Linked DNA regions of Homo sapiens: region 2 is linked to region 1. Evidence: read pairs that join two places in POLR2A ChIA-PET (ENCODE). Cell type or tissue: PC-9. All regions are shown on one strand. Each heading gives the region's core, and the rest is flanking DNA. Links, peaks and the distances in the headings are about the cores only.

Region 1 (5,389 bases), core at 52-5,051:
GCAGCCTTAACCTCCTGGGCTCAAGCCATCTTCCCACCTCAGCCTCCCAAGTAGCTGGGACTACAGGCACATGCCACCATGCCTGGCTAATTTTTATATTTGTTGTAGAGAAGTTTTCACCATGTTGCCCAGGCTAAGTCAAAGTCTTCTTTTTTTTATTTTTTATTATTTATTTATTATTATTATTTTTTGAGATGCAGTCTCGCTCTGTCGCCCAGGCTGAAGTGCCATCTCTGCTCACTGCAAACTCCACTTCCCGGGTTCCTCAGCCTCCCTAGCAGCTGGGACTGCCAGTGCCCGCCACCACGCCCGGCTAATTTTTTGTATTTTAATAGAGACGGGGTTTCACCGTGTTAGCCAGGATGGTCTCGATCTCCTGACCTCGTGATCCGCCTGCCCGCCTCGGCCTCCCAAAGTGCTGGGATTACAGGCGTGAGCCACCGTGCCTGACCTTTTTTTTTTTTTTAAAGATTGTATTATTCATCAGAGTGTAATTGGTTTTTCTTTTTCTTTTCTTTTCTTTTCTTTCTTTTTTTTTTTTTTTTTGAGACAGATTCTCACTCTGTCGCCCAGGCTGGAGTGTAGTGGCAAGATCTTGGCTCACTACAACCTCCACCTCAATTGATTCTCCTGCCTCAGCCTCCTGATTAGCTGGGACTACAGGACCTGCCACCACTCCCAGCTAATTTTTGTATTTTTATTAGAGATGGGGTTTCGCCATGTTGGCCAGGCTTGTCTTGAACTCCTGACCTCAAGTGATCCGCCAGCCTCAACCTCCCAAAGTGCTGAGATTACAGGCGTGAGCCACCACCCCTAGCCTAAGTCAAACTTTTAACGCCCTATTTCTAGACGCTGGATGAGCAGGTTGGTGGATAGAAGAGGACTCAGCCAACACCCTCGAAGCTTGCTCTCATCCTCCCATCTGGCAAATTTTTCTTCAGGACTCCTCCCCATGGAAACCTTTCCTAAGTGGCACACCCCAAGATGACTAGCACCTGGAGCAGTCCTTTGGGGTTCCTCTGCGGCCAGAAGCGTTCACTCAGCCTCCAGCACATGTCAGATCTGTAGGTTTCCGTGGACAATGAGAACAATGGAGGGGCCTCAGAGCTGGGAAGGAAGAGAGGAGGACCCACCATTAATTGGGGCCCCCCTAGGTGACAGGTGCTATACATCCTTTATCTTACATAATCACTGCAACGGTGTCTGTTTTCCTCATCAAATACCCAACATCTAGTAGAATAGATACTTGCTAACTATTTAATTATGGCAACAGTAAAACAGCTACCATTTATTGAGGGCTTACTATGTGTCAGGGACTCTTCAAAGTGCCTCATATCTCTTAACTCATATAATATTTGCTGGATGAGAATTTTGATAACAACGCTATAAGGCTGGACTCTTTTTGTTTTATTTCATTTTATTTTATTTTTTGAGACAGAGTCTTGCTCTATCACCCAGGCTGCAGTGTGGTGGCACGATCTTGGCTCACTGCAACCTCCACCTCCCAGGTTTAAGTAATTCTTCTGCCTCAGCCTCCCAAGTAGCTGAGATTACAGGTGCCCACCACCACCCCCGCCTAATTTTTTGTATTTTTAATAGAGACAGGGTTTTACCATGTTGGCCAGGCTGGTCTTGAACTCCTGACCTCAGGTAATCCACCTGCCTCAGCCCCCCAAAGTGCTGGGATTACAGGCATGAGCCTCCGAACCCGGCCTGTTTTATTTCATTTTTTAAAAATAAAGATGAGTTTTCACCGTGTTGCCCAGGCTGGTCTTGAACTCCTGAGCTCAAGCAGTCATTCCACCTCAGCCTCCCAAAGTGCTAGGATTATATGTGTGAGCCACCACACCCAGATAAGCTGGACTCTTTGTTCCTGTTTTATATAACATAAAACTAGACCGGGTGCAGTGGCTCATGCGTGGTAATCCCAGCACTTTGGGAGGCTGGAGCGGGCAGATCACTTAAACTCAGGAGTTCAAGACCAGCCTGGGCAACATGGTGAAATCCCGTCTCTATTTAAAAAAATACAAAACAAATTAGCCAGGTGTGGTGGTGTGTGCCTGTAATCCCAGCTACTTGGGAGGTTGAGGCAGGAGAATTGCTTGCACCTGGGAGGCAGAGGTTGCAGTGAGCCGAGATTGCGCCACTGCACTCCAGCCTGGGCGACAGAGTGAGACTCTGTCTCAAAAAACAAAAACAAAACAAAACAAAAACTTGAAACGGACACATAGAGAAGGTAAAGAGATGGTGGAAGGGCAGACAGGTCATAGGTGGATGGTGGGGTTAGGCTTTGAATCCAGGGCCATGTGGTACCCCAGGAAGTGGAAGGGTCTGGGTTTGAGTGACTGAGATGGGGGCACAAAGAGAGGAACTGAGTGGGCATTGAAGGAGGTGATTCTAAGGAAGAAGGAGCAAAGGGTAGCCAGGCACGGTGGCTCATGCTTGTAATCCTAGCATTTTGGGAGGCCAAGGCAGGAGGATCGCTTGAGGCCAGGAGGTTGAGACGAGTCTGGGCACCATAACAAGACCCTGTCTCTACCAAAAAACAGAACAAAACAAAACAAAACCAGATATGGTGGCGCACACCTGTAGTCTCATGTAGTCCCAGCTACTTTGAAGACTGAGACAGGACGATCACTTGAACCTAGGAATTCAAGGCTGGAGTGAGCTATAATCATGCCACTGCATTCCAGCCTGGGCAACAGAGCCAGACGCTGTCTCTACAAAAAATAAAAATATTAGCCGGTGCCATGATAAGTATTTTTTTTTTTTAATTAGCCAGGCATAGTGGCACACGCTGCAGTCCCATCTATGGGAAGGCTGAGGTAGAAGGATCACTTGAGCCCAGGAGGTGAAGACTTCAGTGAGCTATGATTACACCACTGTACTCCAGCCTGGGCGACAAAGTGAGACTCGGTCTCCAAACAAACAAACAAATGGCTGGTGAGTATTTGGGAGGAATCACTGCCCCGTGGCTGTCCCCTTAAGCCAGTGTCTCAGATGCTGCCTCTGAGGTCCAGCCATTCCCTAAGAAATGCTGACATCAAGGTCCACACCTCCTTCCCACAGGAGGAGTTGGAAATGAATCTCAAATTTCACCAAGGCCCCTGCTGGGGGATGGGGGTGGAGGTTGTGCCAGTGATCACAAGTCCCGATTTTCATGAGCGTCTCTGCTCAGATCCTGTCCCAGAGGCCTAGCACTAGGGTAGAATGACAATAGTCTTCCCAGCGTTGCCTGAGATGAGTCATAGGTGACGCCCCTGCCCTACAGCCTGGGCCTACCTGGGCAGGTAGAAGCATGTCTCAAACCCCTCTGGCCGCTGCCAGTGGTTCAGAGGATCCTGTCGTAGTCAGCCTCATTCCCCAACTGAGAAACCCCTGGCGTTGGCTTGACGGGGGAAAAACAGAGCTGATCTGCTATCCTGAGTCAGCTGTTGGGAGAACCTGACTTCTCAGGTGAGACAAGGACCCCCAACAAGGCGAGGCCTGGGAATGCTACCCAAGAAAAGGAAACAGATGTGACCCTTCTGCTCCGAGCTCATTCCATGGTGACTCAAATAACCGAGTCTTCCCTGGCCTCTCAGCTCCAGCACCTCGGCCATTCCCGTATCACTGCTCAGTTTACCTTGACTCATCTGGTTACTTGACTGTTATCTCCCTTGCTACCCTGGAAGCTCTACCCTGTTGCTCCTCGCTGCCCACCTGGCATGGAGCTTGGCACAGAGCTTGGCACAGAGCAGGTGCAGAACTGGTATGGATGAGCTGTGAATATAAAGGGACCCAGTTTACTGGCTCATGCCTGCAATCCCAGCACTTCGGGAGGCCAAGGCAGGCAGATCACTTGAGGCCAGGAATTCAAGACCAGCCTGGCCAACATGGTGAAACCCCATCTCTACTAAAAATACAAAAATTAGCCAGGTGTGGTGGCACACGCCTGTAATTCCAGCTACTAAGGAGGTTGAGGCAGGAGAATCACTTGAACCTGGGAGGCAGAGGTTGCAGTGAGCCGAGATCATGGCATTGCACTCCAGCCTGGGCGACAGTGAGACTCTGTTTCAAAAAAATATATATATATATTATATATAATATATATTATATAATTTATGTATAATATATGTATAATATATAATATATATTATATAATATATGTATAATATATAATATATATTATATAATATGTATAATATATAATATATATTATATAATATGTATAATATATAATATATATTATATAATATATGTATAATATATAATATATATTATATAATATATGTATAATATATATTATATATTATATAATTAATGTATAACATATATTACATAATATATGTATAATATAATATAATATGTATTACATAATATATGTATAATATATAATATATAATATATGTATATTATTAATATATTATATATAATATATGTATATTAATATATTATACATAATATATGTATATTAATATATTATACATAATATATGTATATTAATATATTATATATAATATATGTATATTAATATATTATATATAATATATGTACAATATATAATATATAATATATCTATATTATAGATATATATTATATATAATATATCTATATTATACATGTATAATATATCATATTATACATGTATAATATATCATATTATACATGTATAATATATCATATTATACATGTATAATATATCATATTATACATGTATAATATAGTATAATATATCTATATTATACTATATTATATATAATATATCTATATTATACATATATAATACATATTATACATATATAATATAATATATCATATTATACATATATTATATATATAATATAACTATATTATACATATATTATATATATTACGTATAATATATCTATATTATACATATACTATATATAATATATAATATATAATATATAATATAATATATCTATATTATATATATCTATATATAATATAGATATATTATATATAATATATGTATAATATGGATATAATATATAATATATATAATATAGATAGATATAATATATCTTATATATAATATAGATAGATATAATATATCTTATATATAATATAGACAGATATAATATATCTTATATATAATATAGATAGATATAATATATCTTATATATAATATAGATAGATATAATATATCTTATATATAATATAGATAGATATAATATATATTATATATAATATAGATAGATATAATATATTATATATAATATAGATAGATATAATATATTATATATAATATAGATAGATATAATATATTATATATAATATAGATAGATATAATATATTATATATAATATAGATAGATATAATATATATTATATATAATATAGATAGATATAATATATGTATAATACAGATATATTATATATAATAT
Region 2 (5,389 bases), core at 219-5,218, 150 kb before region 1:
CATTGCTAGACACAGTAATCGACCTGTCCTCCTCTTACCCGACCTTTAGGCAGCAACCCGCCCAGCTAATGGCTCCCTCCTTTTCCCTTGATTCTCAGGACAATGTGCTCTCCTGTTCCTCCCCACTCACTGGCCTTTTCAGGCTTCTCTGTAGCTCCTCCTCAATTCCCAGAACTCCACGGGCCTTTCCTCAGATCTTTTCCTCTCTCAGTGATCTCGTCCAATCTCAAGGCTCTTGACACTATCTATCTTATATGTCATCAACTCACACATTTTAATTTCCAGCCTGAATCTCTTCTTGGAGCTCCAGACTCATACATCCTGTGGCCTAAGAGACATATATACTTGGCTGTCTAGTTGGCCTCTCAAATCTAACATGTCCAAACTCAGCTCTTAACAGTGCAGTCTTCTGTCTCCAAGCATTTACTCTTTGCTTCCAATTGTGCAGACGGAAATCTGTGATGTCGTTTTTGACCCGTCTCTCTTTTACACCCTGCCTGGCTTAAGCCGCCATCCTCTCCTGGCGTGCATTGCTGCAATGACCTCCTCCCTGGCCTCTCTGCCTCCAACTTAACCCCTAACAAGTCTCTTCTTCACAGTGCAGACAGAAGCAGCTTCTTAAACCCTAAGGCAGGTTTTATGGGGCCCCTAGCTCAAAACTCTTAAACAACTTCCCATAGAGTAAAAGCCACAGTCTTCATACTGGCTGACAAGGTCCTGCTGTGACGGTGACCCTTCAGGTCACCTCCTGCTACTTCCTTTGCCAGCCACAGCAGCCTCCTCACTCTACCCCCCATGCCGCCGCTTCGGCCACGCCGCCGCTTCAGTGCTCTGCATTTACTGTGCCCTCTGCCTGAACGATCTCCTCCCAGAACCCAACTGGCTCCGCTCCTCGTCTTTCACAGTTCTTCACGCAAGTACTAGCTTCTCAATGACAGGTGGACTTTCCTGCAATTACATTTAAGATCATACTTCCTGCCCTTGTCTTATTTTTCATTTCTCAACTTCTGATATACATAATTTCTTCTTTTTTTTAAACATTCTCACTGCCCTCAACTCCAGTGAAGGTTCCCCGAGAGCATGGCTCAGTGCTCACCCTTGTAGTCTAGGCCAGGGCCTGGCAGGTGCAGGGCCTCTCCCCTCCTTCAGCTCTCTTCCTCCACTGTTCTGCAAACACAGGTTTGATGAGGACACAGAGCTGTTGAGAAACTCTTCATGGGGTCTTGTGGTGGGATGAATGTCCAACTCCCTGGCCAGGGAGGGCACTCTCCACTGTACAGCCCAAGCCCTCAACACGCATTCCTGTGGCTCTGTTTTCTAGACAGTTCAACACAATTTCCCGCTCTCCACACATACTGTGTTCTTTTCACGCTCTACCCAGAAGGTCCTGCCCCCGGCTCCTTCATATGGAAAATCCATCCTCATTCTGGAAGAGCCAGGTCAGGAGTCCTTTCTCAGAGTCTTTCCTGATCCAACCAGTCAGTTGCTGCTGCTCTTTTTTTGTTTTTTTGAGACAGAGTTTTGCTCGTTGCCCAGGCTGCAGTACAATGGTGCAATCTCAGCTTACTGCAGCTTCCACCTCCTGGGTTCAAGTGATTCTCCTGTCTCAGCCTCCCGAGTAGCCGGGATTACAGGCATCCATCACCACACCCAGCTAATTTTTGCATTTTTAGTAGAGACAGGGTTTCACCATGTTGGTCAGGCTGGTCTCAAACTCCTGACCTCAGGTGATCCACCCACCCCGGCCTCCCAAAGTGCTGGGATTACAGGCATGAGCCACCGCGCCCGGCCCAGTTGCTTCTTCTATGTGATGTGCCATAGAACGTTGAATGTCTCTCAACTCACTCATCCATTCTATGACCTTGTGAATATTTACATACTGGTAAGTTTATTCCCTGTGCTAGCTGACCACGTGCTCCTGGGAAACAGAAACCATGTCTGATTCTTTCTGTGGATCCCTAGCACTTGACAGAGTAGACATTCAATAAATACTTGCTGAATGAATGCAAAACTGTGTTCTATTAACTTCAAATTTCAAATTATTCTAAGGAAAGTAAAAAGCCATATGAACAGATATATTTCATTTTCATAGAACTGGTGGTAAATTGTCAATATATGTAATAAAGTGGATAAATACAGCAGCTTGGCAGACCCTGGACACATCAACTAAATTACTGTTTCATGGGTTCCTACTGTGTGCACGGTGCTAATATAAACACAGAGGAGAAAAAGCTGCCTCATCCCTACAACTCAGAGGAGTTGGAAAGACAGTATTCAACCTAGGAAGAGCAAAATATATATCTTCATCTCCACTATCATCACTGTTATCAAGCGCTCACTGAGTTACAGGGTGAGCTGCAGTGTGAGTTCTGGAGAGATGTGGTCAAGATCTAATTCCTGACTTTATAATCATATAGAATGTTTATTATACTAAGGTCTCCTTTAATTTTTAAATAAATTCATACAACCAACCTGGTAAAATGTATACAAATGCATGTCATTTGAAATGAACCTAATGAAATGTATTAGTCAGTGAGGCTTGACAAAGCTCAGAGCATTCAGAGCTGCAAAGGGATGACTGAAACATGATGTTTAGGACACTGAGAGATGTACCCAGAGCCCCTGCTCTGATCAACTCACACGCATATTTGAAAGGACAGGACCTCCCATGATCATCATCTTTAGGAAACAAAGATTTGGTTGTGTCATGAGTCAATAACCAGGACATTACCAGGGAGCAGCTCATCTGGCTGGAGGAACAACAGTGGTCAGCAGCAGGTGGGAAGCCCATCGGGCCAGAGCACAGGTGAGACACAGGTTTGTGTATAGATACTGGCTAGGGTGATCTGTTCATGGACTTACAGGTGAATACATGGAATGCAAGGCATCAAGGGCACGAAGAAAGTAACAGAAGGCCTAGGATGGACAGACGGGAGACAGGAGTCTGCGGGGAGTGAGGGTCAGAGGACTGAATGATGCAGCTCACCAGTAACCAAAAGCGGGGCAGGGAAACAGACTGAACAGAGAAGCAAGAGGCCAGGCTCCTCGGGGTAAGTTTATTCGCCTCTGTGACACATGTAGACGACCTGTCCCTTCCTGACCTTTTCTTTTTGGAGATGGAGTCTTGCTCTGTCGCCCACGCTGAGTGCAGTGGCACAAGCTTGGCTCACGGCAACCTGTGCCTCCCAGGTTCAAGTGACTCTCAAGTGACTACCAGCGCCCGCCACCATGCCCAACTAATTTTTGCATTTTTAATAGAGATGGGGTTTCACCATATTGGTCAGGCTGGTCTTGAACTACTAACTTCAGGTGATCCACCTGCCTCAGCCTCCCGAAGTGCTGGGATTACAGGCATGGGCCGCCGCGTCTGGCCCTTCCTGAACTTTTGTACTCAATTTGCCATAGAATCACTTCATCCTAACTGCGCAGGAGCCTTGAAAGGTCACAAGGTCTGAGCATCCACCTGCTGCTTTGTCATTCATCTCATGCTAATCCTCCTCCACCTGCGTCTAAACTAAACATGGAACAGACTGCTCAGTGACTGGGTTTTCCATGACTCCAGACAGTGTCATTCTATCCTAACCTTCCAAATAAGAAAGTCTGGGTTCATCTTCAACACATCACAGCCTCTCATCATACACATGAAATCTGCAGCCATTCTGAGGTGTTATCCTTTACTGTTACTGCAGACCTTGCTCACACCTCCACCCACTTCCTACTTTGCTGTGTCTCCTTTCCCTCCCTCCCTCTTACTCTTTCCCATGTACTGTTCACTGCCACTGTCAAACATCTGTTCACATAATTTCCTGCCTGAAGGTCACCAGGTTCCCTTCTCTATGACGAATCAAGTCTAATTATAAAGTTGCATAAACTCAGGAGGCACAACCTCCACAGAGTGGAGCTGAGCACCATGCTGGCTCTGCCTTGGCATCTGTCTGAACGGGTTCCTATTCCTCAGCCTATCCCTTCTCTCCATCTGCGTTAAGCTGAACACCCTCTTTCCAATTAGACCATCTAGGTCCTCCCCACTCTAGTCTAAGTTCCGTGTATGAAGAGGCAGAAGGCATCCTTTTGACTGTCTCAGAGAAGGCTCTTAGAGGCATGTGGAATAAATACCACTCTGACCCAGCGAACACTGCCACAAGCAATGTCGTATTCCCAGAACATGCTCTCAATCTAGTTTGCCTGCCTTTCATTCTGTCATTCAAGTAACCCTTAAAAAATCTTACCTCCTCCTCAGGGCTTTTCAAGGCTAAAGTGAAGGGAGGTGCTCTCTTTCCCTTGCGGCTTTAGACACTCCTGAGACTCTCTCTTATAGGTTTACCAACACACTTAACTTTTGGTTAAATGTACATTAACCAAAAGTGTTGGGGGAAGTAAATGATTAATCTTAGCCATTTAGCTAGAGTTATTTTCAATTTATCACTGATATCTCTGTATTACATTGTCTTCTACAACCAGTGAGTCAGGGACAAAGACAGTGACACCAAACCGAGCTCAAATGTTCTCTACGAGGATGACATAACCTGTAAGGTTTCTAAGCAGTGCTCACATTCGCGATACAGGCTCTCTAGATATCTATGCCCTATGTGGAGTCAGCGCACCAAGAGTGTAGCATTTTATTTATTTATTTATTTAGAGGCAGAGTCTCACTCTGTTGCCCAGGTTGGAGTGCAGTGGTGCAATCTCAGCTCACTGCAACCCCTGCCTTCCAGGTTCAAGTGATTCTCCTGCCTCAGCCTCCCAAGTAGCTGGGACTACAGGTGCATGCCAGCACACCTTGGTTAATTTTTTTATTTTTAGTAGAGATGGGGTTTCACCATGTTGGCCAGGCTGGTCTCCAACTCCTGACCTCAACTGATCTGCCCACCTTCGCCTCCCAAAGAGTTGGGATTACAGGTGTGAGCCACCGTGCCCGGTTGAGTGTAGCATTTTAAAACAAAATATCAATTGTTAGATTTCTGGCCCTAAACATGTTCTAATCATAGGTTAGTAGCAATTGCTATAAAACGAGGGGACTGAATCAGACATCTGTCAAGATTCTGTTAGTCCCTGAACTAGGCAGGGGATAGACTGTAAACCAGGTTCTATGATCCTTGATCACTAGGGGTGTGTACTCAATATTCATCAGCTTTTAGCTAACATACCATCACCCATAGGTCCAACTCTTTCAAGTCTTCCCAAATTTGAAAGGTTAATTTGCCAGATGAAACTGAGAGTAGATAAAACAGCCCTAGACTTCAGTTCGGGAAAATCCCGAAGTCCATTCTTAATGTTAATACTTCTTAGTGTAGCCCTGAAAATAATTTATTATCCTGTTTTCACTCTAAATTAACTTCAAAGAACAGACTTCAGTTAAGAAACACTAATTAAAAAAAAAACCCAGCCA

Evidence for each region. ChIA-PET counts read pairs that join two places held together with the same protein. Peaks named below come from ENCODE experiments on the same cell type or tissue, not always from the same donor. Only the 100,000 strongest peaks of a DNase experiment are listed, where the experiment ranks them.
Region 2: POLR2A ChIA-PET joins it to region 1 with 11 read pairs; 2 of 35 experiments call an interaction of 5 or more read pairs at or near these places.

What each region holds. Positions count from the first base shown.
Region 1 is chr12:120,922,772-120,928,160 of GRCh38, forward strand. No RefSeq gene overlaps it. Among named protein-coding and RNA genes, the nearest start is that of XLOC_009911, 21 kb to the left of the region's middle. RefSeq lists enhancers at 2,296-3,495, 3,461-4,010. In PC-9, for the core only: no CTCF peak of the experiment used is centred there; a DNase peak (open chromatin) is centred at 3,080; H3K27ac peaks cover 1,832 bases.
Region 2 is chr12:120,770,531-120,775,919 of GRCh38, forward strand. All of the region lies in intron 6 of SPPL3 (signal peptide peptidase like 3), which reads right to left. Among named protein-coding and RNA genes, the nearest start is that of ACADS, 47 kb to the left of the region's middle. RefSeq lists an enhancer at 772-1,272. In PC-9, for the core only: no CTCF peak of the experiment used is centred there; no DNase peak of the experiment used is centred there.